Linked DNA regions of Mus musculus: region 2 is linked to region 1. A link is a loop called in an ENCODE intact Hi-C map of the cell type or tissue named here. Cell type or tissue: left cerebral cortex. All regions are shown on one strand. Each heading gives the region's core, and the rest is flanking DNA. Links, peaks and the distances in the headings are about the cores only.

Region 1 (16,334 bases), core at 3,930-11,929:
TTGTGTAAGATCTTGGCATTATAAACAGTTGTGAACTGACATGTGAGTCCTGGGAATTAAATCTTGGTCTTAGAAGAACAGTCAGTGCTATCAACCACGGAGCCACCTCTCCAGCCCCAACACAAAAATTACTTGTAAAAGAAAGCCTCTTTGTAGTTCCTTCATAGGTACTCTGAATTTTTTTCTGTCCTCATGGACTCACTGGCTGTCATGTTTGTCCCCCTGTTTGCCCCACTTTTTCCTTTGAAGCAGCCCCAGCTGGCTTTGAACTTCTGTCACCCTGTGACAAGACATTCTGGGGAGACACAACACACATCCTACTGTACATCCCAGCTAGGGAACCCAGAACAGACCAAAGTCAAACAGTGACCCAGTGTGTCTTATTGGTATTATTACAGAGATGTGGGTGAGGGTTACTAACACGAGCAGAAATGATCAAAATCAGCTCCATTACCAAAGCTGACTCCTGCTTGGGTGACAGCTCACAGAAGCCAGGAACCTGGAGAAGGCTCAACAAGTTGGAAAGTGTCCTTTCCAGGTGACCCATTCTAAAGCTCTTCCAGGCAGCTGGGCTGGTCTCTGCTTCTTCCAGGCAGCTGTTCTGGTCTGCCATAGCATAGCATTCATTTCAGCTTGGTTTGTTTGAGAGTGACTCTCTTCCAGGCTTCATTATTTACCTTTAAGCAGGGAGAGACCTGGTGAATCTGGTCAGTTTCAGGGACTTCTGTTTTGAGCTGTTGATCATCTAGTTTGAGAAGTTCGCTACAGGATGGAATGTTTCTCTCAGAGGAAACTGCTACATTGCTACTACTGATCCTCCTGCCTCCATCGCCCACTACCTGGTTAATGTGGTGCTGGCAATGGAGTATGCTAGGGAAGCTGTGCCAACGGAACTACATCTCCAGCCCTGTATTTGCCTTTTCAGTGTTCATGGTGGTCAAACAATGTATACCCACATTGTTCAGGGCTAAGTTAATCAGTGCAGGGGCTGAAGAGGTGGTTCAGTGGTTAGGAGCACATTGCTGCTCTTGCAGAGGATCCTGGTTTACATCCTAATGACTACATGTAACTCCCAGCTGTCTGTAGATGTCTGACCTCCTCTTCTGACTTCTCCAGGCACACACTCAGGACACAGATATTTATGTAACCAAAACACCTTTTTAAAAAGCCAGGCGTGGTGACACCTTTCCTCCCAGCACTGGGCCTTTATGAGTTCAAGGCCTTCAAAACCAAAACGAACACAGTTTAACATCATGGCTGTCTCAGAAGTTAGGGTGACCAGATGAGAATTACAATATAGTCTCTGTCTGAAGAGCTGGTGGATCAGTTAAGAACCCAGCTTAAGCATGTGTAAAGTAAAACACGTAGATAACAGTTCTGACAATAAAGAAAACCTGACAACCATGTTGACTGGAGCTCACAGTGACTACAATTTAGGGAGCAGAGTGATTTTACCTTTGTCAAGGGAAGCGGTACTGTGTGCATGGAATTTGAACTTAGTTTTGAAAATGAGTAAATTTTAAGTAAAAAACAAAACCACCAAATCCAGATTTTTGTGCATGTATTTTACAGTACTTTGTCCCCTTTTTCGTTTGTTTCCTTAAGGAAGAAAAAAGAAATCTTCATCTGAAATACTCCTTTAATTATATTTGTTATGCAGTACAGCTGTAGTAAACTCAAGCAAGCTGGGTCAGTTGCCTTCAGTTTCTTCTCTCTGTGTTTTTGTTCCAGGCCTCCTGACTTTCAGCTGCTGAAGAAAGGACAAAGGTTCGTTCCAGTCAGTTTCACTGACCTGAGTGGGCCAGGTGGTGTGATCGCCTGGACTTCCTGTGCTTGTGTGCTACAAAGAAACGTGTGACACGTTCACCATTTTCCTTTGTGAGGGAAAGATGATTTGTTTGATCTGTCTGATTTATCGTGCAGCTGTCCCACTGGGGAAGTCTAATTGAAGCTGTTGAAATAGACACAAACATAGCCTCTCTCTCAGACACCACTCCTTTGTTGGTGAGGTCGTGCCAATTGTATTTGGAGAAAGGGTTTTATGGTCTTGTTTTATATGATTTTAAGATATTAATGTGTTGATCATTTGAAAGAATATCTTACATATCAATATGAAGCGCAGACTATAGATTTTTGGTTTTTGGTTTTGCCAGTCCCACCTCACAGCTCTTCATGGTGGTGTTTGCTCAGCTCCAGCCGTCTCTCAGGACAGGTCCTTTCACTCTCAGATCACATGTCCCTGGTTGCTAATCACTGCCTTAGTCACAGGGTATTGAGTACAAATAAGAGATCCTTGTTTATTGATGGACACCTTTCTGGCTTTAACCTAGTATAAAACGTCATTGCTTTAAACCTCAAGAGACAGAATGGGATATAAAGACTATGAAAGTTTCTTTCAGCTTTTCATTTATTTTTTTATATGTGTTGCCTGCATGTATGTCGATTTGCTATATGCTTGTCCAGCGGGCACAGGGAGGTCAGAAGATGGTGTTGAATCCCTGGAAGTGAAGTTAAGGGCAGTTGTGAACCACCTGGGTGCTGGGAATTGAATCCAGGTCCTCTGGGAGGGCAAGTGATCTTAACTGCGGAGCTGTCTTTCTAGCCTGTAATCTAGTTTCTTAAAGTTAAACTTTCTTTTCTTCTTATCCAAAAGTTACTTGCCTGATGATGTAGGTTAGAGTCTGGTTAAAAAAAATATATGTGATCCTGGAATTTTGGAAATTTTGATGAGTTTCTGTGTCCCACTAGGACTTGTTTTCAGCTCTTTGCTGTCTAGCTTGGCCTTCACTCCTTCCCACCATGTGCTTCTAGACTAGGCCTCAAACTCTGAGTGCTCATGGGTGCTTGTTTGTCTCAACATGAGCTGGAGGAACTTCTGCTTTGCCTTTGCTCCTTCAGAATTCTTAATGTGATTGAAACTGAATCTGAAAATCAAAATGTGCAACCATGGGACAGCTGTTATCTTATTGTTTGCATTCATGAGCGCTCAGATTTAAATATCTCTCATTGAACTATGTTGATGTGCCAACTTCATTTTTCGTTATGACTTTTGTATTTTTTCATTACATGAAAATTTCTGTATAATGGTCAGCCAGAACAAGAAAATATTAACTATTTTTTCAAGCAAAACTCAAAATTGTTGAGTAGGATAGAGTCTTTAGAGGGTTATGGTGTTTGCTATACTGCTTTAAGAATTGTAAAATGTTAGGAAAAGGCAAAGGAAAGCTGGAAAAGAATTCTGTCAAATGTGTATTAAATATGGAGAAATGAAAGCCTTCTGAAATGTCAGTGTGAGAGTATAAAATGTAAGGCTGTTTCTGAGGGACAGAAATTCTTACCGTGGGAATTCCCAGCGTCCCTGTGGGAAGCTTTGTCTCCATTGACATGGTTTTGGTGGTCTCTCCTTGTACAGCGGCAGTTCTGGAGAAGTAGTACAGTTCTTCCGAGATGCCGTGACAGCAGCAGATGTTGACGGTTCCGGCGCCTTGGAGGCGCAGTGTGACCCTGCTTCTTCCAGCTCTTGGAGTGAGCGAGCCAGTGATGAGGAGGAGCAAGGCTTTGTTTCTTCTCTTCTACCAGGAAACAGACCAAAGGCAGTGGATACAAGACCGCAGCCGCACACAAAAAGCAGCATCATGAGAAAGAAGGCTGCTCAGAACGTGGACTCCAAGGAGGGAGAGCAGACCGTGTCAGAGGTTACCGAGCAGCTGGATAATTGCAGATTAGATAGTCAGGAGAAAGTGGCCACTTGTAAACGTCCTTTAAAGAAAGAAAGTACTCAGATTTCTTCACCTGGCCCTTTGTGTGACAGATTTAACACTTCAGCCATTTCTGAACATAAACACGGTGTATCACAAGTTACGCTTGTAGGCATAAGCAAGAAGAGTGCTGAGCATTTCAGGAGCAAATTTGCCAAGTCAAATCCAGGTTCTGGGTCAGCCTCTGGTTTGGTACACGTGCGTCCTGAGGTTGCGAAGGCAAATTTACTCCGAGTTCTGTCGGACACTCTGACTGAATGGAAGACAGAAGAAACACTGAAGTTTTTATATGGCCAGAACCACGATTCTGTGTGTCTGAAACCCTCTTCAGCCTCTGAGCCTGATGAAGAACTTGATGAAGATGACATAAGTTGTGACCCAGGTAGTTGTGGTCCTGCCCTGAGTCAAGCTCAGAACACCCTAGATGCAACACTGCCCTTTAGAGGCTCAGACACAGCCATTAAGCCACTGCCAAGTTATGAGAGCTTGAAAAAGGAAACGGAGATGCTGAACCTGAGGGTCAGGGAGTTCTACAGAGGGCGCTGTGTTTTAAATGAAGACACTACCAAGTCTCAGGACTCTAAAGAGGTATGTCTTCATGATGGGTGTCTTCATGATGTCTTCATGATGGGTGTTTCAGGCTGCTCAGACTGAGAGAACTCTGCAGAGCAGACCTGGGAGCCTCTCGCTCTGCAGTGGGGTAGGTCGGTCACTTAGATAGTCAGATGTTTCTCTAGGTGACTGCAGTGGAGTAGGTCGGTTACTTAGACAGATGTTTCTCTAGGTTAATTGCAGTGTCCATTTGAAATGTTACAGATATGGCTGGGGGTGGCTTACTGGAAGCTTGAGGACCTGGGTTCAGATTCCTAGCACTAATAAAAGCTAAGCACAGCTTACCCACTGGATGTATCTGTTAGGCACTGCCAGAAGGTGGATTCCAGGGGCTCCCCGATCAGCCAGTCTAAGGGGACATCTCCAAGTTCAGTAAAAGACTATATCTAAAAGCTGAAGTAGAGAAGCGATAGAGGAAGACTGCTAGCAGCATTGATGTCTGGCCCCCACATGCCCATGAATGCACGCATACACGAGTATAAACACCTCACAAGCTCACACGCCTGTGAATTCACACACACACATGTCAAAACACCTCACAAGCTTACAAGATGAAATGTTACAGATGAAAATTCAGTAAAGGAACTTACTGGGAAGAAATGGATATAGATATTGAATATCTGCTCTGTCATCTGCTAGCTTCTTAAAGTTAATTCTTTGATGCTACTTATCTGTAAATAGAACTTGCATTGTTCACTTGTTCAGAGTGTGTCACATAACTGATAACTTGGCTCACAGTCATACATAAAGGCTGAGTGCATGCTGAGAGGAAGGAAGGAAGGACTGTGTAACATTGCAGTTCGTATCTTTGGTTCATATGTACTATCTGCGAATCATATGGCATAACGAAAAGAGTGGGTAACAGTCTTATTTTTACCATATAATTGTTACTAAGTTGTAAGTGATGTTGCCCTAAGATTAAAAATGCACTTAGAGATTTGGAGAGGTAACATGGAGCTAGAAAAAAAAATAGAGAAATTTATTGCATCTTTACAGAATTTTTGCCTAGCTTTGGACCCATATTTGAAATCTCAAATTAATCTCTATTAATATTAGACGGCATCCAAAACTTAGATTAAACTAAAAGAAACACTAGTCTCTCCCTGTGAGCTGTATAACCCACCATTACTCACTGGGTTTTGCACTAAGAAGCCTTAAAAAATAGAAATGAGTGTCTGAAGTCTATGACTTTGTTGTAGAACACTCTACAGCTTTGTGTTGGCATTTAATATCAAGTGTACGGATTATTGAATATTTACACTAAACACCCCATGACATCACTGTCCAGACCAGGAGGTGCTCCTTCCTTATAAGGAAACTTGAGCATCAGTGTCTGCCCCTGACCCCTTTGCAGTTTTACTGTCAGACATAGTAGTGGAGATTACTTGGCCAGTTTTTGAACAGCCTGTATTTGTCCAGTTTGTTTCATAATACCATGTGGTTTTGTTTGGTTTGATTCTAGGCATCCGTGCTGTTGTGTATCCCTGTAGTCCTTGCTGCATATACACTGCACAAGTGTAGTAGCCCCGAGTCACCTGTGCCCCATGAGCCCCAAGCCTGCCTTTTGTGTAACTTTCCTGATGGAAAAGAAATGTCTTTTTACCTTGAATAAGGATCCACAATCCAAGGGAAGTTTCCATCTAGGTCCACTTTGTAAGACTGAGTATGCTAGGATTACCGATGGGCTGGGTAGCCGCAGCTGCATCACTGAAAAGTCCCCCAGCATTGAGTGATGGTTACTGAGGCTGCTCCCAACAGCAGCCAGCCTTCCACCTCTTACATACTCTGCCACCAAAGCCACATGCAGTAAGAGGGAAGTGTGGCCAGGATCTGGTATAGGCCTTCTATGATGAAGTGGTCACCGCTCCCATAGACCCAGCTGCCATGACTGCAGTGACAGGTACTGTACTTCATGATGGACACTAGTCACAGTGTCACCAGGGAGAATGTGGCCCTTGCTGCACCCCTGCTTGATGAGTGCTTAGAAATGCTCTGTTGCTCGGTTCTGCATCTGGTGGCTCTTTCATATATATAGTTCCAGTTGTCTGCTAAAAGTTTTAACTGTCATTTCATTGAAAATGTTAAATGTCTTTATATAGCATCATACAGTATACCACTTAACAGTAATAAAAATTTGCTATTGTCTTATTTTATTAGACATCAAACATTGTATATTAACATGTTACAAGCTGAATCTAGTGGTGTGTTCCTATAATCCCAGTGTTTGGAATGCTAAAGCAGGATCGTGAGTTCGAAACCTGAGATGCAGGATATTGTTAGCATCCTCTAGGATGATCTGTTTACCTCTAGAGATTTCCAGTCACCCACGTCACCATACCTGAGCAGGACTTGAGGGGACTCAGTGGTGGCAGCAGTCCTCAAGAGTCAGTTTTCCTTCAGCGCGTGCTCCTTCCAAGTCTGTCCTTCCACTGGGGAGCATTACCCATAACCCTCCTCCTTTGGCATGCCTGACCTGTGACTCCATTAGAAACTCTGCTGAGGTTCTCAGGATCTGAGTTGTTTCTTCCAGGCTTAGCCCAGCGCTCTCCTGAGTTACCCTCTCCAGGGTCTCAGCCCAGATTTCTTACTACCTTGCTAGCTTGTTTGTGGGTTGGTTTGTTTCCCTTCCAGTTCTCTCATCCCTAGTTCACTGGAATGACCTTCCCCCTTTCTGCAAACACTTTCCCACAAGTCGTAATTCTTACGTTAATCCTTAAATATACTTTTATATTTTATAGCAAGTTTAGTAGTTTGCAGAGGAGACCACTACCCTCCAAGGAGGGCAGATGGCCGGCATGAAGCTCAGGTTTAAATGTTCAGTTCTCAAGTCTTTTTCTGTACTAGAAGAGTACACATTTCTAGTTAATGTTACTGCTCTACTCATTTAAAAAAAAAAAAAAAAGTTTCTCTGTTTGCTTTAAGAGTGTGCTTCAGCGTGACCCCAGCTTCCCGCTGATAGATTCAAGTTCCCAGAACCAGATTAGAAGACGGATTGTTCTTGAAAAACTGAGCAAAGTGTGAGTATGGACGTGTCGTTCTGGCATTTTAAGAGATTTAAATTAACTCAGTAATTTTATGAATTTGCAATTTATAAATATTAACCTTGAATTCTGAACATTTTTTAATGATTTGAAAAGCTTGCATGAGCTGGTACAACCACTCTGGAAATCAGTTTGGCGATTCCTCAGAATATTAGACATAGTACTACCTGAGGACCCAGCTATACAACTCCTGGGCATATACCCAGAAGATGCTCCAACATATAACAAGGACACATGCTCCACTATGTTCATAGCAGCCTTATTTATAATAGCCACAAGCTGGAAAGAACCCAGATGCCCCTCAACAGAGGAATGGATACAGAAAATGTGGTACATTTACATAATGGAGTACTACTCAGCTATTAAAAATGATGAATTCATAAAATTCTTAGGTAAATGGGTGGAACTAGAAAATATCCTGAGTGAGGTAACCCAATCACAAAAGAACACAGATGGAGTGCACTCACTGATAGGTGGGTATTAGTCCTAAAACTCCAAATAACCACGATACAATTCACAGACCACAGGAAGCTCAATAAGGAGGAAGACCACAGTGTGGGGGCTTCAGTCCTTCTTAGAAGGAGAACAAAATACTCACAGGCACAAATATGGAGATAAAGTGTAGAGCAGAGACTGAAGGAAAGACCGTCCAGAGACTGTCCCACCTGGGGATTCATCCCATATACAGTTACCAAACCCAGACACTATTGTGGATGCCAAGAAGTGCATGCTGACAGGAGCCTGATATAACTGTCTCCTGAGAGGCCCTGCCAGAGCCTGACAAATGCTTGCACCCAGCCATTGGACTGAGCATGGGGTTCCCAATAGAGGAGTTAGAGAAATGACTGATGGAGCTGAAGGGGTTTGCAGCCCCATATGAAGAACAATATCAACCAACCAGAGCTCCCAGGGACTAAGCCATCAACCAGAGAGTACACATGGCTCCAGCTGCATACGTAGCAGAAGATGGCCTTGTCATGCATCAGTGGGAGGATAGGTCCTTGGTCCTATGAAGGCTCAATAGATGCCTCAGTGTAGGGGAATCGGGGGCAGGGAAGTGGGTGTGGCTAGGTGAATGGAGGAACACCCTCATAGAAGCAGGGGGAAGGAGAATGGCATGGGGGGTTTCCAGGAGTGGGGGAAACTGGGAAAGAAGATAACATTTGAAATGTAAATAAAGAAAATATCCAAGAAAAAGAAAAAGGAAAAGGAAAAAAGAAAATTATAAAGGTGGGGGAAGAGAAAGGCTTGCATGAATTTCCTCACTTGAAAATTTTCCATCTTATGATTTATTTTTTCAGATATGTTTTAGTAATTATTTTTGTAGGTGACATAGGAGTGTCATAAAGGAGAAAAGTGAGATTGTAGGCTAGAAAAACAAACTATCTCACACCTTCCTAAGCCAGCAAAGAGAGAGCTGTTAAAACAAGGGCAGGGAGCCTCCACCCTTGTGAACAGCCATGCCACTGGACATTCCACAGCTGGTGGGCTCGATCAGCATGTCTGCATGGCCATAGGCCCATTTCACACCCAAGAACATAAGTTTCTTTCGGTTCAACGTTGCTTTGGCTTGAAGTGCCCTGTAATGGGAAGGATTGTTCTTAAAATCAGCCATTCACAAGTAACACTTACAAAACTGCCCGTTTCTGTTTAAAACAAAAACAAAACAAAGTTTACAAATCTTTTTTCCGAGGTAAGAGATCGACCGTGAACTTTCCAACCTGCAATTTTATTTATTTATTTATTTTAAGCAAGGAAACAAGAAGTGTGTTAATCACTAGTTGGAGATTTGGAGATAAAATCGTCTTGATAAGATTAGTCCAAGGGCAGTGCTTTCATCATGAAGCTATGGAATTAAATGCCATCAGCCAGAGTGGTTTTGTATTCCAGGCCTTACTCTCTGTAGCACAGACTAAAGCAGCAGGGCTAACTGTGAATGGTGCTTGACTTCTCACTAGTCCTGAGGCACCTTAACCTTTGAGACTTCCTCAGTGTCACTGTTGGCGAGGAAAACCCAGAGGGAGGCACAACATGTCATTGTTTGTTTGTTTGTTCTTTTCTCCTCAGATTGCCTGGACTTTTGGGTCCTCTTCAGATTACAATGGGAGATATTTACACTGAACTTAAAAACCTCATTCAGACTTTCAGGTTAGTGTTAATGGTATAATTTTTCCGTCTCTGTTACTGACTGTATTGATTGTCTTGTGAAGTGACAGGTGGATGGGAACATGAGCAGAGGAAGGGATTGACCTCTGTGGACTCATCTTAGACTCAGTGCTGTTTCTTCTTCTTGATTCTGTTGAATACATCTCCATTTTGTCTCGAGTTCTGACACATTTTACTTTGGATAGCTTGCTTGTAAAGTAACTTCATTTAGGAGGAAAATTTTAGGATGAAGAAAGATGACTCTGTCAGTAGGAAGCCAGCCTTGTGAGCGTAATACCTGCATTCAGCCCCAGATGCTAACTTTAAAAAATGAAAAAGCTGGCATGATTGTGTGCGGATAATCTTAGTGCTGAGGAGGTAGAGGCAGGCCTGTTGGCTGGCCAGCCTAGGCTACTTAACAAGTTCTAGGCCACAGGGAGGAGACCCTAACTGAAAAATGGTAGACAACAGCTGAAGAACTAAACCTAAGGTTATCCTCTGACCTCCCTATACACACATACACACCTTCCCACATGCACACACAAACCTCCTCATATACACACAGAGACCTCCCTTTATACATATATGCACACAAACCTCACATATATCCATATATAAGAAATTAGTAATAGGCATGTATGTGTGTGCACATACTTACACGTGTGTACATGTGCATGTTTGTTCACGTTTGTGGGGGAATGGGAGTGAGACTCAAGACCTGACACATGAGCATATACCCTGCCACCGCCAAGTCCTGTCCTCTAGAGAATCTTCGAGGAGAACTTGCAGCGTCTTCTGCAGCACTCCTGTGTCAGGTCACCTTGTGTTCTACTGTATCATAAGGTGCTCCGACTCAGCAAACCTTAGCAAAGCAGAGGAAAAGGCAGCTCAGCAAACAGCACCGTGAGCTTGGAGAGGAATGCAGAGACCTGACACTGCATCAGATTTCATTCACCAGTCGGGGCTCCACTGTGAGCTCCCTAACAGGACTTAGGAGTAAGGGCAAGTGTGTTCTCAGGCCCGTGTTTCCCTCCACTTCACGTGTCCTGCCTTTCTTCTTTAGTCACCTCTTCCTACAACTTAAGTTTTCCACAGGCAAATATTTTACTAGACAGTATTTATCTACTTCCTGTGTTTAGGCCCTGAACACACATTCAGATATAGTCTTTTCCTGAAGCATCTTATTAACTACAGTGGGAAACATGTATTGCTTTCATGTGTTGCATACTAGGCTGAGAATTTGCTAAAAGAATAGCTCTTGTTAGTGCTACACACACACAAAGGAAACTACATAAGGTGAGAGGTGTGCTGATCAGCCCATTTTTTTCTGGTGAATATAGATATATAGTCACATATAAATTTACCCACTATCCCTCAGTAAAGCTGGAAAATGATGACAGGCATAATAAACCTCAGGGGAGGACCATAGCAGTGGTTCTGAAGCTTATGGTAGGAGGTTGCCTTGCAGATTAGGAAGATGCTACTTATGGAATACTGTCATAAAGAATTGGTGTGGGAGCTGAAATATAAGCCAGGTGGTAGAGCACACCTTTCATCCCAGCACGTGGGAATTAGAGGCAGGTGGTATCTGTGAGTTTGAAGCCAGTCTAGTCTATAGAGTGACTTCCAGGATAGCTAAGGGTACACAGAGAAACCCTGTCTCAGAGAGACAGAGACAGACAGAGAGAGAAGCTGAAATATGAAGAGTAGTAAGTCTGCCATGTGGTCTGGGGATGTGGTTCTGTGGTAGAATATGCAGTTAGCATGCCTGAGGGTCAGGTTAGGACAGACCCCAGAACCCCTCTAACTTATTAGCACTGCATTACAGCTTCCATTCCCTAAGCTGGCAGCTTTCCTAATGTATAGTCCAAGCACCTGTGTGGTTTTCTCATGCACATATCAAAGGGACATTCTTTGACATGGGAGTATTCTTGAGTATACTTGAGGACTTCCAAGTGTATTACGTTGAAAACCAGTAATTTTACCAGACCAAAACTTGAAAAACCCAAAGAGCCTAATGGGATTATTGTGAAAGCTTGTGTAAGGAATCTACTGTGCAACTTATGTTACTGATGAAGCTCCTCTGACACATGCGCTAGCCAGGACAAGAGGCTCTTCAGTGGTTCTTCAGTCCTGACACACAGACTGCAGATAGGCCGAAAGTCACTTTCAAATGCCCCGCACTTTTAAAGATTTCTTTATTTAATTTATATGAGTATGTGAGTACACTGTAGCTGTCTTCAGACACACCAGAAGAGGGCGTCAGACCCCCTTACACATTGTGAGCTAGGGGTTGGACTCTGGACCTCTGGAAGAGCAGTCACTGCTCTAAACTGCTGAGCCATCTCTCCAGCCCCCTCAAATGTCCCCTTTAATGTATAAACTTATTTTATCACTTTTTCTGTCATTCCTATTTTGCAACCAGACCCCTTCCAATTACTTTTTTCATTAGTCACAATAATTAAATGATTAAATGATCTATTGGCTTTAAAATTATCCAAGTTAGTAGTGTGGTAGTTAAGTATGGAGCTGTGGAGATGAAACATGGATGGTCAGATGATTGTTGTCTGAATAATAAGGAGTATACAGATCTTATTTTGTGTTTTTTCTACTGTTACATATGATTGAAATTTAATAAAGTCATCTGTGAGAAACAAACCAAAAAGTAAGCATTACCTTGGTAGGGGGCACTATAGAATTATGCTCTAATTTTGGGGTCTATAGCTCCAATAAAGATTAATCTCCCTGACTACCTTCAGGGAGATGTCAGGTGCTCCAGGGAATAAGGAACCCTGTGCTTCTGACAGGACAATGTGATCTATAACCTGTTTCCTCTGAAAAAATTAAGTCACTTGGTAGTGACTACTATGGAGATCTCCTTCTAATCAATACTGACCAATGGGGAAAAGTTGATATAAATAACAATATTTTTCTTTTTGAAATGGTCATCAATACGAAGAGCTTGTAGAACAGCCATTCTTGAGCCATTTAACAACTACAAGTGTGTGGCTTGATCCCTGGAGACCAGGTGTCTTTTGATTAGTTAGGGTTGTGCTCAGACAGCAGTATAGCTTAAAAGCCCCCTAGGTGATTTCAGCATACAGAGTTGAGAGGCTATTTAGGGCTCTCTGAAGAACTTTTCATGCTTGAGTAGAGAACTGCCCACTCCTATCTACCCACTCCCTAGTGGACTTTGTCTGTTACCACTCACCTGGCATAGCACAGAGCAGGCTCTGCCCAGCAGGTTAAGACTCTTATCTGAGCAGAGGTGGATTAAAATCCTCTTTAAATTACCTGTGTGGTGAATCAAGACTACTGTTCTAAACATGTATACATTTTAAATAATGTGCCTAATACCCAGGGAAGCGAGAGAGGGAATTGGATGCCCTGGAACTGGAGTTACAGATGGCTGTGAGCCACGTGGCATGTGAATTGAACCTGGTTCTCTGGAAGAGCAGCCCTTGTTTTCTACCCCTTAGCCATCCCTCCAGCCCCTTTTGTTTTTTAATTATTAGTTATACAAAGTAAACATACTTATTTAGCATATATAGTAGAAATTCTATGGATCAGTAATATGAAAACGAGTGAAACTTTGCTATCCAGATAATGTAACAGAAATGCTGTGAGATAAAAACACAGTATCTGTGGCTTGAATGAGAAGGCCCCCATGGGTGCATGAATTTGAATACTTGGTCTCTGATTGATAGAACTGTTTAGGAAGGATTAGGAGATGTGGCCTTGATGGAAGACATGTGTCACTGGAGTGGAGGCTTGAGGTTGCAAAAGCCCAAGCCATTCCTGGTAAGCTGTCTGTCTCCTGCTAAGGATCAGATGTAAGATCTAAGCTACTGCTCTAGGGACATGCCATGCCTGCTGCTGCCAAGCTCCGAGTCATGGTGGTCATGGTCTCTCCTTCTGAAGCTGTAAGTCCCGATAGACTTTTCTGTAAGTTGCCTTGGTCGTGACACTTTGTCAGGGCAATAGAAAGGTAACTATCACAACCCTTCCTTGTGTTTCCCCAGTTCCTGGAATAGTGGTAGATATTACACATGTGCTACATTGTTTTTCCTGCATGACAAAATGGACTCATGAAATATTAAATGTGTGTTACCTGAAGGTTTACAAACAACAAAAAACAAAAATTCAAAACAGAATTCTAGGCCTGATGGTGCACACCTTTAATCTCAGTACTCAGAGGCAGGGGTGAGCCAGCCCAAGGCTACATAATGAGATCCTCTCTCACACATGCACAGATATACACACAACCACCCAAGAGGTTGTTTTGTCATTTTTATTCCTGCTATTCAACTCTTTGTGGTTATATACTGGATTCCATTTTGTTTGCTACAATACAGTGAACAAACAGCCCTTATCTCGTGGTGCCTCATCCGGCCAAAGGGCTGTCCGCACGTTTTAGTATTGTTATGTGACTCTTCTCTTGTCCAGTGGTCTCCATTTCTTCCAAGAAGCTGAAAAGCAGAATGAGAAGCTTTGGTGTTAGATAACCTGGTGGGGAAAGACAGCAAGGGGAGATGCATTTAAAGAAAGGGCTAATGGGAGATCAGGAGCAAACTGGTCCTATCTGAGATCATCCAACAGAAGAGCTTGATCAGAGGGGCAAGATGGCTCAGCAGTTCAAAAGGCACTTGCTGTTGATATGAGTCTGATCTCTAGACTCTTACAGAAAGATGAAGTAGGACCCAGCTCTACAGAATTGTACTCTGACCTTCATACATGTGTCGTAGCACACAGACTCAACATATACCATAGGCACATAAAAAAAAAAAGAAAAATTTAAGAAACCTGAAAATGGGACTGGAGGTAGGATCAATGGTAAAGAGCACTTACTGCTCCTCCAGGAGGCCTGAGTTCACTGTGTGTGTGTGTGTGTGTGTGTGTGTGTGTGTGTGTGTGTGTGTGTGTGTGTGTGTTGTGTGTTGTGTGTGTGTGTGAGATTTTATGTGTCTTATATAGATGTGAATGTTTTTTATTTGGAATTTATTGGAACGACTTAACCATGGTTGCAGTAGTTGTTGTTTTTGTTGTTGTTGTTTCAAGACAGGGTTTCTCTGTGTGTAGCCCTGGCTGTCCTGGAACTCACTCTATAGACCAGGTTGGCCTCAAACTCACAGAGATCCACCTGCCTCTGTCACCTGAGTGCTGGGATTAAAGGTGTGTGCCACCACCCCTGAATTGAATTCTTAATACTCACATGGTGGCTCACTACTATCTATAACTCCAGTTCCACTAGATCTGACACCCTCTTCTGGCCTGCACTGGATGCAAATGGAGTACAGACGCACATGCAGGAAAAACACCCATACATATAAAGTTAAAAACGAAGCCTGAGAACAGGAGTGAGCCTGATGTAGTCATTGAGCATTTAGGGTGCTGATAAACCTAGGAAAGTAATGGAAGTCAGGAGGAGAGATCCGCCCGCGGTCAGAGCCGTGGAACTGTGTGGGGCACAGAGCAGCCTAGCCCTACCAGACACAAGGGGCATGTGTGCTCATGCTGCATGTGTCATGTGTCTGATACAGAAACTGGAATTCAGGAAGGAGGTCCAGACTGGAGCTGGAAGGTTTGAGAGTGTCAGCCCATAGTGCTCTTGGTGTCATAAGACTGTCTGCAGAGACCACGAGAGACTTGGGTCAGAAGCCCTGGTTGCTCGGAGTTAAGAGGTTGGCAAGTGATACCACAGAGAGAGGGAGAAACCAGGTGGAGATGTCCAAAGAGGGACGGCTCTGCTCACCTGTGTCGGAGCTGGCAAGTCGTGACAGAAAGCTGATCTGCCAATGTGTGCCTTTTATACACCTGATCTTCACAGAAGCCTGTGAAGAAAAGTGGGGCTGCTGACCCTTCTCAAAGATTGGTTAGTTTAGACTTTTAAAAGCTTTATAGTTCTCGATCTTACAGCACAAGCCATTGCTGTTTTATTCAGGAATTTTTCCCCTGTGCCCATATCTTCGAGGCTTTTCCCCACTTTCTCCTCCATAAGTTTCAGTGTCTCTGGTTTTATGTGAAGTTCCTTGATCCACTTAGATTTGACCTTAGTACAAGAGACAAAGTTTGGAGCTGAGACAAAAGGATGGACCATCTAGAGACTGCCATATCCAGGGATCCATCCCATAATTAGCCTCCAAACGATGACACCATTGCATACACTAGCAAGCGTTGGCTGAAAGGACCCTGATATAGCTGTCTCTTGTGAGACTATGCCGGGGCCTAGCAAACACATAAGTGGATGCTCACAGTCAGCTATTGGATGGAGCACAGGGCCCCCAATGGAGGAGCTAGAGAAAGTAACCAAGGAGCTAAAGAGATCTGCAACCCTGTAGGTGCAACAACATTATGAACTAACCAGTACCCCGGAGCTCTTGACTCTAGCTGCATATGTATCAAAAGATGGCCTAGTCGGCCATCACTGGAAAGAGAGGCCCATTGGACACTTTATATGCCCCAGTACGGGGGAATGCCAGGGCCAAAAAAAATGGGAATAGGTGGGTAGGGAAGTGGGGGGGGAGGTTATAGGGGACTTTTGGGATAGCATTCTAAATGTAATTGAGGAAAATACATAATAAAAAAACAAAAAACAAAAAAACAAAAAAAAAAAAGCTTTATAGACCTGGCTAGCCTCAGACTCACAGATATTCCCCTGCCTCTGCCTCTCCAGTGTTGGGATTAAAGTTGTGTACTACCAGTCCTGGCTTAAAGTTTTAATGTTAGTACATATCAGAGTCCATAACAGAAGTGAGTGACAGAGCTGCACTAATGTCCT
Region 2 (16,334 bases), core at 2,759-10,758, 150 kb after region 1:
CCTGAAATCAGAATCAGAAAAAGTTCTCCAACTCTAGAAAGAGATAATTAACTGTGATGCTCCTGTTAAATTTGCTCAGGATATACATTGAGAATCCTAGATATAGCTGATTTTTAAAATGCTGCAGGGGCTGAAGAGATGGCTCAGCAGTTCTGAGCATGCACTGCTCTTGAAAAAGACCAGTTCAACCACCAGCGTCCTTGTCAACAACGGCCTGCTAGGTCAGCCCAGGGGATCTGACATGCCTGACACTCCATACTCTTCAGGCTACTGTAGTCACATGTGCATATCCCACACAGACGCACATGCACTCAACTGAATCTTACAAACAAGTAAAATAAGTCTTTAAAGGGTGCTCCTGGGAAGAGAAGGGTCCATTTTTCCAAGGCTACAGCTATTAGGGGAGGAGCTGCCTTTTCCTTTCTTCTCACTGCAGATCCCCCAGGTGCCTAGAGTTGACTTTGAGGATAGCCTCAAAGTCAAGATCCGCCTGCTCCTGTGTCCCCAGAGCTGGGATTAAAGCTATGTGCCACCAAGACTGGCCAGTTGTCTCATATCATGAAAAGTGAACTCTTAGACAATGGGCTCCTTAAAGAGTGAAAACAGTTTAAAATACTCCAAAATGTTTATAATTAGGAAGCCGTGTACTAATGCTTTCATTGTTTAGAAGCTGTTATCTACAGGCTCAAAGTACTAAGTCACTCCTGAGACCAAAAGAGGACAGCCTTACTTTGAACAGTGGCTAATCATTGTTCCATTTTTTAAGAATTTCAAAGGCACAAAACAAGAACAGCAAAGTAAGAAAGGGAGACCTCAATGAGCGCAGGCTGTGAAGAGCAGAGGGTGCGCTCTGAGGAGGAGAAGATGATGCCACTGCTCTGGAGTAGGCCACTGTCCATCCACAGGAGACTAATTTGATAACAGTCACTCACTGGATGTCTTCTGCAACCTTCTGCTGTGCGTGTGTGTAATTCTCATATCCTGTCATGTTTATAATCCTGATTAAATAAGACATAAACTCACTAGGAAGGTACAAGCTGACATTAAGTTCAACACAAATTTAAGATGATTAACCCAAGATAAGCTCTTAGACTGTGGGGAAGAAGGCAACAACCACAGAAAGACCTTAGGTTTGAGAGGCTGGAAAAGGAGCGGGAACCTTAAATTATCCACTAATTTTATCCACTCTCTCCTAAGGGGGACACTTGCAATGGAGAAACTATTCAGGCGAGACAGGCATCAGTCAGTCTGTTTAAAACAACTAAGCCCAAAGATGTTTGAAAGTGGGTTTGGCTAAAATTAACTTGCTAGCGCGGTTGATTTTTTTTTTGAGGACAGACAGCACTGATGAAAACGAGGATATCTGAAGCATCCCAGTAAAAAGATGGAGGGATACAGGCATGACTCGCTGGCTAAGAGCGCTTTTTCTTGCAGAGGACTGAGGTTCAGTTCTTAACACTCACATTGTGGCTTACAACCACCTGTGACTCCAGTTCCAGGGAATCTGATCATCATAGGCAGCACACAAACATGTGGTCTACATACACACCGGCAGGCAAGACACTCATAAAATAAAAATAAGCAAATCTAAAACAACTTTTAAATTAAAAAGATGGAAATATTTTAACAAAAAAAAAAAAAAAAGCCATCCAAAATGTGTGTGAACTTCCCCCCAAAACCAACAAAACTCCCAACAAATGAACAAAAAAAAACCAAAGACTGAAGACAAACCTCAGTGGGGCCTAGTACACGTGAAGTCCTAAGTTCAATTCTCAGTACCACAAAACCAAACAATAACAAAATAAAAACTTAAAATAAAATAAAAACATGCTCATTGAATTTGTACTCTCTGGACAAAAGAAATTTCCAGGAAAAAAATGCTATATTTAATTAAGTCAAATGAATATGGTACGTAAAATATTTACATTTAAAGATGTCTTGGAAATGAGTAAAACTGTTAACGCATGCAGGGTCAATCCAGGGAAAAGAATTAAGCAGCTCTACTTTTATCTCAGAATCCTTCTCGCCTACCAACAGCACAGCAGCAGCACACCGGCAGCACACCAGCAACACACCAACAGCACAGCAGCAGCACAGCAGCAGCACACCAACAGCACAGCAGCAGCACAGCAGCAGCACACCAACAGCACAGCAGCAGCACACCAACAGCACACCAGCAACACACCAGCAGCACACCAGCAGCACACCAACAGCACACCAGCAGCACACCAACAGCACACCAACAGCACACCGGCAGCACACCAGCAGCACAGCAGCAGCACAGCAGCAGCACACCAACAGCACAGCAGCAGCACACCAACAGCATACCAGCAACACACCAGCAGCACACCAACAGCACAGCAGCAACACACCAACAGCACACCAGCAGCACAGCAGCAGCAAACCAGCAGCACAGCAGCAGCACAGCAGCAGCACACCAACAGCACAGCAGCAGCACACCAGCAGCACAGCAGCAGCACACCAACAGCACACCAGCAGCACACCAGCAGCACAGCAACAGCACAGCAGCAGCACACCAACAGCACACCAGCAGCACAGCAGCAGCACAGCAGCAGCACAGCAGCAGCACACCAGCAGCACAGCAGCAGCACACCAACAGCACAGCAGCAGCACACCAACAGCACACCAACAGCACACCAGCAGCACACCAGCAGCACACCAGCAGCACAGCAGCAGCAAACCAACAGCACACCAGCAGCACACCAGCATACTCCACACAGCTGTCAAAGGGCTCTGCCCGAGTATTTGGAGTCAATCCACCACTTAAGGAGAGATCAGTGAGGACTGGAGAGATGCTCAGCCATTAAAGGCTAGGCTCACAACAAAAAACATAAGGAGAGATCAATGATACTTTAAAAGTGGAAACAAAGAGTCAGAAATATCCTAAATGCTATTTAATGAGAAATGTATAAATGACCTTGTACAAAATTTTGATTTTTTATGTTGTGCAAACAGACTTTCATTTAAATACTACTTTTAGGCTTTTTACTAAAAGTCTTTTAGGCTTTTTATACTGAAGTCTTTCAGTATAAAAGCAGAATTCACAATGTAAAATATATTAAAGACCTACTTATTCTAAGAATTACACATTAACATCATATCACTTCTTAAACAGTTAGTTCATTCAATTATCTAATGTTTAAGATTTTTCTAAGTATTTTTATGGCTTCCTAATTTCAAGTAGTGTCATATGTTTGTTTCTGATAAGAAAGTGGGAAATGTCAGCTACACTAATAAATTTACCAGAGACTTGCATTCTTGAGGTTTTCTTTTGGTCTAGCTGATAACAACAGATTGCCAGCTCACTGGTTTACTAAGTCAAAATAATTGGTGAAGAAAGAGGCTCAGTGCATCAACACTCTATATAATTCACCAAGGAGACCTTGCACGTGCACCTCATGTCATATCATAAATGAAGCTTCAGAGGGTGAAGTAGTGGTTCTAACAGGCACAGATGCACACACACACCCCATTAGCTTTACCATGACAGCATCTATGTCAGGATTTGAATTAAGCCTTAAACTGAAGAGTGGTGGGGCACGCCTTTAATCCCAGCAACTTGGGAGGCAGAGGCAGGCGGATTTCTGAGTTCCAGGCCAGCCTGGTCTACAAAGTGAGTTCCAGGACAGCCAGGGCTACACAGAGAAACCCTGTCTCAAAAAACAAAAACAGAAACAAAAACAAAAAAAGCTGAAGATCCTGTATGTATAAAGCTTTTAACCAAAAGGTCAAAAATCACTTTGCTAACAATATGTGTGCTTAAGTGTTCAGGAGCAAAGAATAATATAACTTATTTTGAAATGCATCAAAAAGTAAGAAGGCTAAAATAACAGACGAATATCTGATAATGCAACATTACAGAATAAGGACAGTGACTTAGGTGTGTTAATTACAGTGTTTTCACTGTCTACATTTGTAGACAGCTGGGAGTTTAACACAACTCAGGACACAACAGTTATTTACCATCTGGGAAGAAGCCTTGGGTTAGCTCCCCAGCACATACACACAGAAATAAATAAAAATCTACATCTTGTTCCAGTAGTAAATGCTACTTTTATTATATTTTCCTGGGAATTTAATATGAAAAGCTATAGAGATTAAGCTATACCCTCTTTAAAATTTTTGTAACCAGAAGTGTTCTGTATTTATTTTTGAAATATTTACATACACATAATGAGACATCTTTGAGGCAAAACACAAGTCACAACATGAAATTTATTTATGTATTTAAAATTTTTGCACTTTGATTTGCTCCTATGCCACTGGCCTTACATGGGAGAGGGTGTTCTCCCTATGACTTTACATGGGAGATGGTGCTCTCCCACTGGCCTTACATGGGAGAGGGTGCTCTCCCTATGACTTTACATGGGAGAGGGTGCTCTCCCACTGGCCTTACATGGGAGAGGGTGCTCTCCCTATGGCCTTACATGGGAGAGGGTGCTCTCCCACTGGCCTTACATGGGAGAGGGTGCTCTCCCTATGGCCTTACATGGGAGAGGGTGCTCTTCCACTGGCCTTACATGGGAGAGGGTGCTCTCCCTATGGCCTTACATGGGAGAGGGTGCTCTCCCACTGGCCTTACATGGGAGAGGGTGCTCTCCCTATGGCCTTACATGGGAGAGGGTGCTCTCCCACTGGCCTTATATGGGAGAGAGTGCTCTCCCACTGAGCTATTATGTTCCCAGCCTACTTTTGTTTTCCCTTTTGAGATGGTTCTTGCTAAGTTAAGCAGACTATTGAAGCCCATGCCTTGTGTTTGTGATCTCCTGCCTCAGTTTCCTAAGTGCTAGGATTACAGAGTAAATCACCACACCCAGCTCACAAGTACCTTATACACTCATTCACATATGCTGAAAATACTTCTCAATGAATGTTTAATGCATTTACATTGATTGAGATTTGTAGGTTATGCATAGAACATTCCATTTGTTGTACTGTGCCAGCTTCAAAACCGTTTATTTTAGATTTTCAGATTGGAGATATCCAACCTGTATCAAATGCCCAGAATAAGAAGATAGTCCAAAACTTGCATCAAAAAATTTGAAAATCACACTATTTGAGCAATCACTGCAAACTACACGTGATGATCTTGTCTGGTCTAGACTCTAACAGCCAACCTTCTGGGTCAGGACATAATGCCAATCCCACTTACACTACATAATGGGAACAGGTGAAGATCATAGAATCTTCTTCAAATGTTACAGAGATGTATAACAGCCTGCTCTGAAATAGATTCTGGGGCTAGCCACTTAGTGCTGAGTGCTTGCACTGCACAAGGACCTGTGTTCAAGCTTCAGAATCTATTAAAAATAACAACAACTGAGACACACTAAAGAAGTTAACGTCTTAGTTTATACAGCTTATTAATGATCATACAAGCTAAGTACCCGTAATTAAAAAAAAAAAAGTCCGAAACCCAAATTGCTCCAAAATTAACCAATCTGAACATTGCTATGCTGCGACAAGCAGAGTTTTACTTCTAATTGCATGTGACTGTGGATGAGGGAGACACTATAGCACACAGATACAAAGCTCAGCTGCTGGCCACCTCAGCACCACAGGAACGCCTCTAGAGGCTAAAATGACTAAGAAGGCAGAGCCTACAGAACCATGGTTAACTGCAATTGGGATTTCAAATCAAAGACTCCTGCAGCCCACTCTATCTCTTGACTTCTCAGTTATAAGGGTAAATAAATCTTTATTACTTAAGCCAATTTAAGTTGATTTTCTGTTAGCTTATTAAAAAGAATACTCTAGAATTCCTCAAGTTTTTGTTAGTAACTGATATAATACTATAAACTAAGCTAGAGACGGTTTAAACAGTGATGTCAAAGATGGTGGTATACTATCACTGGGAGTTTTATAAACATAGAGACTGAAAATGCATGCATGTTCTGAATTCTAAATATCTTAGATTGGGGTTTGAAAGTATGCTTTGAAAGCTATACCAGGAGAAATTGTGAAATAGTCAGTGTGAAGACCTATGTGTGAAATGGCCTGGCTTCAACCACCTTTGAAAATTCATAATTTCAAACATTAATTTAGAAATTCTAAGTATATGCCAATTATATACATAAAATATCTAATTTTAGTCAGGATAATCATATGTTGTTTCCCAAGGGTCTCACACAATCCTTGCCAGATGGGCAGTGCTTGCTCAAACAGATCTCTGAGTTCTACGTCATCCAAGCTACATATTAAGTCCTGTCTCAACCAATGAAAAACCAAATCAAGTAATATCCCACTACAAATGTTAGTGTAACTTTACATATAAAAGACGAGATAAATGTTTTACTGTCTGGCACCACAATAAATTGCCAGGATTCACCAACTTATTTATCCATTTATCCAGTCTGTACATTTCCAGAGCAGATACATTTAAGAACACAAATAGAAAAGGCTGTCGGGGTCTTTAATTTACTCCTTCAATTCCGCTGCCAGTTTCACTTCACAGTTTTTTCCGTGTTGGTTTTAGCTGCTCAGATCCTCTCTACAGAAGTTAGCTCAATTTTGAACTCAAATCTCTTTCCTAGTTAGCCCAGCTTTTGAAAGGGTTTCTTTTGTAGTCGTGGCTGGCCTGGAACTAGTTCTATAGCCTGAAACTCAGAGATCCCCCTGCCTTTGCCTCCTGGGTGTTGGGATTAAAGGTGTGTGCCACCCTAAAAATAGTAAAATTTGTTAATGTATGAGGAACTAAAAAAACTATCTAGGATATAAGTCCAGACATAAGAATCTAGTGACTAAAAATTAAGAACTATTCTAAAAAATGAAGAAAAATCAAAGATTTGGTAAGCAACAAAATAATTCTCTGGCCATAGAAAAGCATCAGTGTCTATAGAGAGAAATGATAACAAATGAAGGAAATTGTCTAATTTTCTAACTCACTTACATAATGGACAGATGCGGTAAGTAAACAGCACACACTAGTGCATCTTAGATGGGCACTGTACTAAGATGTGATAATGATGTTTCAGCCAGACTTACTTATTTTATCCCGTAATCACAGGAAGCTCTAATCAGAGGAAGCATGAGGAAGAGACAGAATGTGCTAAGGATGTGTCACACTCTGATGGGTCACTGGAAGTGAGGAAACAAGGGTGTGCAGCTGTGTATCAGGTCCAGGCAGAGAGCAGATGTTCTATTCACGAGTATGCTTACTTACATCTGTCGCCCTCCAACACACCATTCCAAACTGAAAACTGAGTGTGCTTCATCAAGCCAGAAACTTAGGAAAATGTTGTAAGGGACAATGTTTGCATGTCACAGTGAAGTAAACGCAGGAGAGTGATGGCATCTAGCTGCTGTGAGAAGTGGCTGGAAAAATGCAGCTAACACGACTAACTCAAAACGCTGGGACACAAGAGAAGGAAGACAGGCACCTCACGCTTGCTGGGATCTACAAGTTTAGCCAGACCAGTTCTTAAGATAAACTGCAATGGGTATGCCTGAAAGGCCATTCTTGTTTGTTTCTTTATCTGTTTCAGTGTTGGTTATAACTTACCCTATCTTGCCACAGGAAGGGCACTTCCTTAGACAGGAAGATAGCTGATTTTAAAAAGCCCTGTTTCAACCTACAGGTTTTAAAATATTCTACAAAGACAACAAAGTTTTTAAAATTTTTGACCCATTAGCTCCTAAATGATCTATCAGATGCAAGAGTCCAGGTAACAAAAACCTCAAAAGACCAGGAGGCAAATGACCCAGCACCTAGTCATCCATTTCCATCTGCCTGAACTTCCCCGCCCTTCTTACTTTTCAACATTCTCAAACCGACAGAAGCACCACAGTCTCTCTATGCCCTTTAGCTCTATGCAGTAAGCATTTTATCTCAATTGTTTCCCTTATTTCTCCACCTATATATTATGCACAGAGATTTTTGTAACCCACTGGACAGAAAAAGCAGATATTATGACATTTACTACTACAACTTCATCATGCATTGTCTGAGGACAAGAAACTGTTCTTTATAACTTGACCTACATATATTACAAATCTCTAAATTAGCAATCCCTGATACCATCAAACTCGTTTTTACTCAAACTCCCCCAAAAGGGCTAAAAATGCTTTATTTACTGTCTAGAATCAACCCAAAATTTGTACTTCTATCTGGTACTTTACTACTTTTTAACCTTGTTTTATCTACAATAACCCCTCTACATTTTTAATTTAACTTTTAAGGCTATGAATTATTCAGTTAAAACAGCACTCCGAAGTCTAATAAAACTCCAAATAAAACACTGTTTTAAATTAAAAATCACTTTTTCAAAAATAGAGAGAAGCCAGAGTAAACTAAATACAATGCATTATCAAAAGGCTCGTTTGGAAGCTAGGTATGTGGTACATGTCTGTAATCCTACTAGACTGAGCTATATACAAAGTATGACTTAGAGACAGATGTTAGCTATGTAACTTAGGTTGGTACAAACTGGACATTTTCTTATCCCTAACTCCTGAATTATAGCCATTTGATTGCACATCCAAGATACCATTTAGGAGGCGGGGGGACTTGGCATGTAATAGGCATTCAGAACTAAATGGCATCGAGTTCTAACTTACACAGCTGAGGATTGTTTGTTGGTTGGTTGATTTGTCTGTTTTTGAGACAGGGTAGAACACATTGGGCTTAACAACCTCAGAGATCTGTGGGCCCTGCTCTCTGAGTGCTGGTAGTAAAGGTGTGGTCACCATGCTGGGCACCAGTTAATCACTCAAACCCTGAGAAGAGCCTGTAGAATTCAATACTGAGCCTTAAACTGGCTCAGCGGGTAAAGGTGCTGCCATGCTGCTACACTGGTCTCAATCCTCAGAGCTCAAAGGGGGACACTGACTCCTGAAATTGTCTTCTGACCCACACATAGGCCACAGCACATCCTAGCACAAACTCAAGCATCATGAGGAGCTGAAACTAACTAGGGGAGGAGCAGACTGCTCAATACAGGTTTGGGGAAACTCTGAGTCGCTGGAGACTCTAGGCTGAAATCTAAATAGTAAAAAAGAGTCATGAGAAATATCACACAACAAAGACTTTCAAATACGAGGAACAGCAAGAGCAACAGCCTTCATATAAAATGAAAACAGCTGGGCATGTGTGGGCATGAGGACAGACACCGTTAATCCCAGCACTTGGGAGGCAGAGGCTGGTGGATCTCTGAGTTTGAAGCCAGCCTGTTCTACACAGTGAGTTCCAGGACAGCCGAGGCTATCCAGTGAGATACTTTCTCAATAAATAAACAAACACAGCAGAGAAAAACGAAGGCAGGTATGGCTGAACCTTGCTTGTGGAGGCAAACATGGCTAACCTGCACCAGAGAAGCAGGTGGAGCCAAGCAGACAAGGACTTCCGAGATGCTAGGGGCTTTGCTGGTAACAGACACTTTGTTACTTTTACTTTCATTTGGAAGTTATAATTCTTGTTTTCTTTCTAGCAATGGTTACCTTAAAGAACTTAAATGTATTAATATTTAACAGTTACAGCAATCAGGTGGTTCATATACAGTAAAAAGAAGGAGTAGGCTCTACTCCTTCTGTATCATCTGGCTTTCTATTTGCCTAAGAGGCAATACTGCAACATTTTTAGTGAGGTTTACTATAAACACTTCAAATTCATTTAAAGACAAACACATTGTCTTTTTAAAATGAATTATTACATCCAAATTTATTTAAATATGTATATTATGTAACTATGTAAATATATACATTACACATACAAATGTGTATATTTTAATATTAAATTTTATGTTCCTATTTGCATATGCAACACGTGTGCTGGTACCTTCTGGATTGAGTTGTAGTTACTTCCAGGTATGATGAACTGCCCAATACAGGTGCTGGGAACCAAACTCCATTGGAAGAGCAAGAAGTGCTCAAACTGCTGAGCCAGTTCTCCAGCCTCCACCATGTGCATGCTTTTAAATGTATTAAGTGCATATGCATATATTTAACATAACTGCTCATGAAACACAGCCATAATAATATACTTTTTTTTTAAACATACAGTCTTCTTTTTTTTAAGATTTATTTATTTATTACATGTAAGTACACTGTAGCTGTCTTCAGACACACCAGAAGAGGGAGTCAGATCTCGTTACAGATGGTTGTGAGCCACCATGTGGTTGCTGGGATTTGAACTCTGGACCTTCAGAAGAGCAGATGGGTGCCCTTACCCACTGAGCCATCTCACCGGCCCCAATAATATACTTTTAACACACTAAATAGTAAAATACTGTTTCAAATTTGCTCTTTTCCATTTAATGTCTTGTAACTATTTATTCTTTCTAAAAGATATGTATGAATCCAGAGAATACCAAAGACTAACTATTCTATTGATGGGAAAGATTATCAATTGTTAAAAACATCGTAACTTGGGGTTGGAGATGGCTCAGCAGTTAAGAGCACTGACTGCTCTTCCAAAGGTCCTGAGTTCAATTCCCAGCAACCACATGGTGGCTCACAACCATCTGTAATGAGATCTGACACCCTCTACTGGTGTGTCTGAAGAAATGTACTCACACACATAAAATAAATAATTCTTTTTAAAAAAAAATCTTAAAAAAAAAAAAAGATGTCTAAGTATCACATCACCACCCTGGAGCTGTCGCTATGCTGGAAATGACTGTCCCCACATGTACCATACCCCTTTTTTATATGTACAGGCCCTCCTCTGGGGTGTCTGAAGACCGCTACAGTGTACTCATAGCAACAAATCTTTTAAAAAATCATAACTTGGTACAATTTCTAACACTAAAATATATATTATATATATGCATAAATACACACCATCAAAACAAAATAAAAACATTTTGTTCAAAGTAATTTTATAGCTATGCATCAAGAAGGCTGGCAAGATGGCTCAGCAAATAAAAGTAGGAAAGCCTGACTTTGCGCTAAAAGAGGGAAGTAATGAGTCCACAAAGTTGCTCCATGTTCTCTATGTGCAGCATACTGTGGTGTACACATACCCACATTCACACCCACATGCAATAAAGTAAACAAAAAATCAAAAAGAACACAAAATAAATCTAAAATAGAAAGAAAATGTAAGCAGTGATTAATAAAATAGGTTTACAAATGTTCAGAGATAGCCATGGTGGCACATGCCTGAATTCAGCACTCAAGCCAAGACATAAGGATTTTGAATCCAAAGCCAGCCTGGGCTATACAAGACCATGTCTCAAAGGAGAATGAGGTCTTCAGTGTGCACACTTGCAGCAGTTTACTAGCATCATGTCAGCATGCATTCTACAGTGCACGATGTGCTGGCCACTCTGACGTTTGCTTTCCAGATTACATATATGTGCTGGCTACTGAGTCCACTGGCTCTCCCCTTCCTGAGTTTTCTTCAGATACCTGACATACAAGCAAAATTTTCACCTAAAACATGGTTTTTAAATTTTTATAGGAAGAGGACCTTGGTCCTGTGAAAGTTATATGTCCCAGTATAGGGAACTGACAGGGCCAGAAAGCAGGAGTGGGTGGGTTGGTGAGCAGGGGGAGAGAGGAAGGGATAGTGGGTTTTCAGAAGGGAAACTAGGAAAGGGGATAGCATTTGAAATGTAAATAAAAAAATATCTAATTTTAAAAAAAGAAAAAAATTATATATTACTTCTAGAATTTGAAATAATTACTTAATAGACCTTGTTATTTTAGTCCTGTTGGCTAAAATTAAAAACACTTGTTATAAATAAATATACAACCCTAAAGGAAATAACAGAAACAATTAGTAATCTCCCCCATGTTCTCTTCATAAAGATTTCAAAATAAATCTAAGGTTATACATAGGATGTGGGTTCTCTCTGGGAGTAGTATTACAGAAGGTCTGTGGTATTAGCAGGGTCATGACACAACACAGGTTGCTTAGTCTTAGATGCAAGTGTAGAGCTTACATTTTTAAAGTATTTTTTATGTTACAGACACAGAGAAAAAAACTACCAAAGAAGAGATTGTAGCACACAAAGGCAGAGCCAAGCTCTCTCGCCTTCAAAACTACTTTGTTTCTACAGAATACTTTCAAAAAGCTATCTCTTAACTATTTTAAAGGTTAAATAACATTTTATGGCTATATTATGAAATTAGGTTCAACGGTCAGAGAGGCCACAATATTAACTTACAGCAGAGTGAGGACTGTTTTGTTCTAATTGGTTATTTTCAATTCGTCTATTACAGCCAAAGGCCTTATGCATTGGAACTGCACTAGATGACTGCAAGACAGTTGACAGGTTGCACCCTGAGCCAAATGGTGCTGAAACAGAGAACAAGCACTAACTTTAATAAGTTATTACTGATTTCCAACGCAGTCCCAAGGACAGGGAGCACCCTGGCTAATAAGTGAAGTAATACTGAAACATTGAAAACAACCACTAACTTTAATAAGTTACTACTGATTTACAACGCAGTCCCAAGAAAAAAAGTTAATCAGAACAGAAGATGTGGTAAGTGGTAACCTCTCCATGACTTTGAGGTGACTCATTTGAAACATCTAAAAACAAATCACACTAACCTTGTGTGTAACTAACTGATGGATCCTCAAAACAGTTTCCTGTAACTTAAAGTTATGAACACAAAGTTTGAGTAGTCTTTTTAGTAACCAGAAGAAAATGAAAACACATTTGAGTATCTATAAGATATGTGTTCTGAAAAGTACAGAGGAAGAAAAGAAGTCAGACTTATTTTTCTAGCATTTTTTTCATGGCTAAGTTTGACTTACAAAGAGAAACACATACTAGTATTTTAGAGTGACATTTCTGACAAGATTGGACAAATGTACACATGAAAAGATCAGCCTTAGACACAAAAGCTAGAAAATGTTTCTTATAAATTGTAGTTTAACTAGCAGTGAATTATTTTTGTTACAGATATTTAAAATTCCACATAATTCTAAGTTTCTAAAAATGATGAGATATAATTTACATTAGACATTATTTGAAATAATCTTAGGTTTAAAGAAAAACTGAGAAGGTATTTCCATGTACCGAGCAGGCACTTTCCCCATTAGCATCTTACATTCTTCAGTTATGTTTGTAAAGATTCAGGAACCAGTACTGATACATAATTATGAATGAAGCCCACAGTGTACTCAGCTCTGTTTTCTGTAGCTCCGGGCCTGACTTCCCCACTTGCTTTTTCTGTTGTAAGCATTGACCCGAGACATAGCAATAGATTTATTTATGACTTTAGGATCCTTTGGCTGTAACAGTTTCTCAGATTTGTATTTTTCTTTTTTCATGGCTTTGAGCTTCTCTAGTCAAGTGTTTGCAGACTGTCCACAATGGAACATGTGTGCAGGAAGAAGATCCTAAAATGCCATATACAAACTCTAATGACAAGACAGCAGGCAGGGTGGGATAGTCCCTATGCCCAGCTCTCTTTGTTGAGATAGTTACAAACTAGCTATTTCTACATTTTAGAATGCCTGAAGCAAAAGCCCTAAAAGAGAAATATTTTACAATTTAATTAAGTTGTTCAAAAGGGAAACAATAAAGAAATATACTTTGAGGATCAGATGGAATCTTATCAAACAGAAAGAAGTTTGCCAGCTACGACATAGCATATAAACTATCACCCACTGTGCAACTATTAATTTAGGAAGCTGGAAAGTACAAATCAATTACAAAGCTTTATGGTAAATTCCATAATTCAGAAATCACACTGTAATTTCACACCATTAAAAGGATTAAAATTTTAAAGTGGTAGTAAAGAGCTTATCACTTCCTTTCTATCTCTGTCAAAAGTGCAGGCTGCTCTGGGCACACTGATTTAAACCTAGATCCCACATTCTCTGTCAGAACAGAATTGTGAGTGGGCGTTTTCTAAGCCAAGAGTGGTTGGGGTATTGCCCATCTGAGGCATCCCTAGAGGTTATCTATTGGGCAAACTAGCAAAAGTGGGTAAATGTTACAAAGTACCAGGAACAGTACCAAAGTTAGGTTTGAGTAGACCCATACCATTTTAAATGAAAACTTTCCGTTATTTGTAACATAGCAGTACAAACGTAAAGCCTCACTTAGTACACAGTTTAATGTGGTTTTGATAAGACAACAAACATGCTTTTTTTTTTTTTTTTTAAATCACCTAATACAAACTCAGTTCCAGGACTAAGAATCAGGAAGCATGGGTTTAATTCTCACCTATTTTCCTCAACGGAGCTAAAATGAACTTTTCGATGCCTTGTCCCACTACTTGAAAAGTAGAGACAATTCTATATATTGTCAATGTAAAAACAGGGTTCAAACAACATTTGGATCCACAGAGCAGTGGAAAACACCAACAGAGAAAAGGTGATTTCTGCCATTTCCCACCACTCTAAAGATGACACACTCTTACAAGCATTACTCTAAACAAGGTTTAATTTAAGCATTTTAATAGGCTAAATGTTATCTAGCTCATCTCTGATATACTCAGAACCTTTCAGTGATTTTCCATGTTGCTCAGAGAAAAGCCAAAGTTCTTCGGTTCTGTGTAACAGGTCCTAATTATTTCTCAGACTTGCTCCTCTCTTGTCAAAGCCATCCAGAGACTGTTCCCATTTGCTCTTTACTTTGGATAGGCCTTTGTCCTTACTCTTAGCAGTGAATTCTTTGCCCAAATCTGCCTGTCCTACTTTAATTATGTGTGTATGTATGTCAAAGGTGTCAGGGTCCTCTGGAAGAGCAGCACGTGCTCTTTACCATTGAGTCCTCCAGCCCTGCCTGTCTGCCTTCAAAGCCTTGTTTAAATGTCCCTCCCAATGAGCCTTACTGGTTACATTAGTAAGGGAGCAATAGTCTTATTTCAGCACCTTCTTTTTCTTCTATTCTTTCACCATGACTTTCATCATCTAAACTACATACTGTGAGAGTTGTTCACCAAACTATTCTGTCTAACATTAAGCTAAATAAGGAGATATTTCTGAATTGTTTACTAATCCAGGTAGTGGTTTGAATAGTAATAGGCATGTCATAGATACTCCACAAATTTTGGATGAACTGAAGTTAACACTCCACTTAAATTTATAATTTAACCACTTTTTCATATCTTTTAAATGGGAACATTTAAGATCAAAATGGCATTTCAAGAAATAAACGTATTCATTTTCACTTCAATAAATAAGAATGTTTTGACTATTACTATATGTTGATGTTGGAAATAATGAAACCAAGTACCAGTTCTTCCTCACAGTGAACTTCGGATGCACATAAGTGGGACAAAAAGACCCTGAAAACCATGTCCTGGCCACAGTGGTGTGGGACGTGTGACGGAGCTGCAGAGCAGGGGGCGCAGGAAGGACAAGCGCACAGTAGGCTGTGCTGCGCCACTCACACTGATAACTGAGGAGGTCAAAGGAGAAACACTAGTGAAGTAGGAAGGAAGGTTCCAAAGGCTGTGTGACACTGTGGTCTGGGCACAGCCTATGACACCCAAGGAAAGGGAATCATGTCTAAAAGGAAGCTAAGAATGAGAACTGTCCTGATGGGAAAGGAATAGAAGTGAACGATGCACATAAAGGAGTTATTAAAGGAGACAATCTAATCTACTATAAAAACAATTTAACTACCCTAGCAGTATGTTCTAGTACTAATGAAACATTTTTAATTGAAAAGAACTAAAGTGTGGGTTCTATTATAAATATCAACTCACGTCCAAATCTCTATGTCTCAGGTTCTCCAAACATAATGATACCAGTCAATTCCTGTCTTAGATGGCTGCTGTGATGAGGACACTGCTGGGCACGTTCTGTGTCCAGAAGTGCCAGCTACTAGTATTTTTGTTATTGGTGTGCTAGAATAATCAAAGTTGCCAGTATGAAGTATATTTCCAAAAACATTAAGTCCATAAACAAAATGTTGAAACAGGATTTTATGCAGCACAAAAATTAGCTTGCTTAGCTGGAGGAATCCAACACCATCCTCTGGTGTCTGCTGGCAATGGCATGCACATGCATACACACAGACACTCCAGTAAATAGCAAAGTTAAAAATAGGAAAAAAAATCAAGGATGAAGGGCCTGGTACTGTGGTTAATGCCTATGATCCCAGCCCTTGGAAGGTACAGGAGGATCAGGAGTTCAAGGCTACCTCTAGTGAATTTGAAGCCCTAGCCAAAGTGGGGAGGATGAGGATACAACAGTGGCAGAGTATTTGTCTAGCAAGCTTGAGACCCAAGATTTGATCCCTAAAACAGACAGAGGAGGGAAAGAGGAAGAGAGGGAGGGGAAGAAAGAAAAAGGAAGATATTAGGTAAGAAGAAGTACAAAATCCCTGTGTGCTATTGCAGATAATAAAAACAGTCTGTGTACTTTCCAAACCTAAAGGAATGTCACTCAAAATTTCCACCAAAAA

What was found. Peaks named below come from ENCODE experiments on the same cell type or tissue, not always from the same donor. Only the 100,000 strongest peaks of a DNase experiment are listed, where the experiment ranks them.
Region 2: it touches region 1 in a loop (2.2-fold over the local background); 10 of 42 quality-filtered maps call a loop at or near these places.

The regions. Positions count from the first base shown.
Region 1 is chr5:107,616,410-107,632,743 of GRCm38, forward strand. Rpap2 (RNA polymerase II associated protein 2) reads left to right here. Exons shown (of 13, transcript NM_144911.3): 7 at 1,732-1,767; 8 at 3,413-4,346; 9 at 7,293-7,387; 10 at 9,479-9,559. It overlaps A930041C12Rik (RIKEN cDNA A930041C12 gene), which reads right to left. Exons shown (of 3, transcript NR_046195.1): 2 at 15,309-15,387; 3 at 13,841-14,025. Among named protein-coding and RNA genes, the nearest start is that of A930041C12Rik, 9.3 kb to the right of the region's middle. In left cerebral cortex, for the core only: no CTCF peak of the experiment used is centred there; no DNase peak of the experiment used is centred there.
Region 2 is chr5:107,765,144-107,781,477 of GRCm38, forward strand. All of the region lies in intron 18 of Evi5 (ecotropic viral integration site 5), which reads right to left. Among named protein-coding and RNA genes, the nearest start is that of Gm42147, 32 kb to the left of the region's middle. In left cerebral cortex, for the core only: no CTCF peak of the experiment used is centred there; a DNase peak (open chromatin) is centred at 7,142.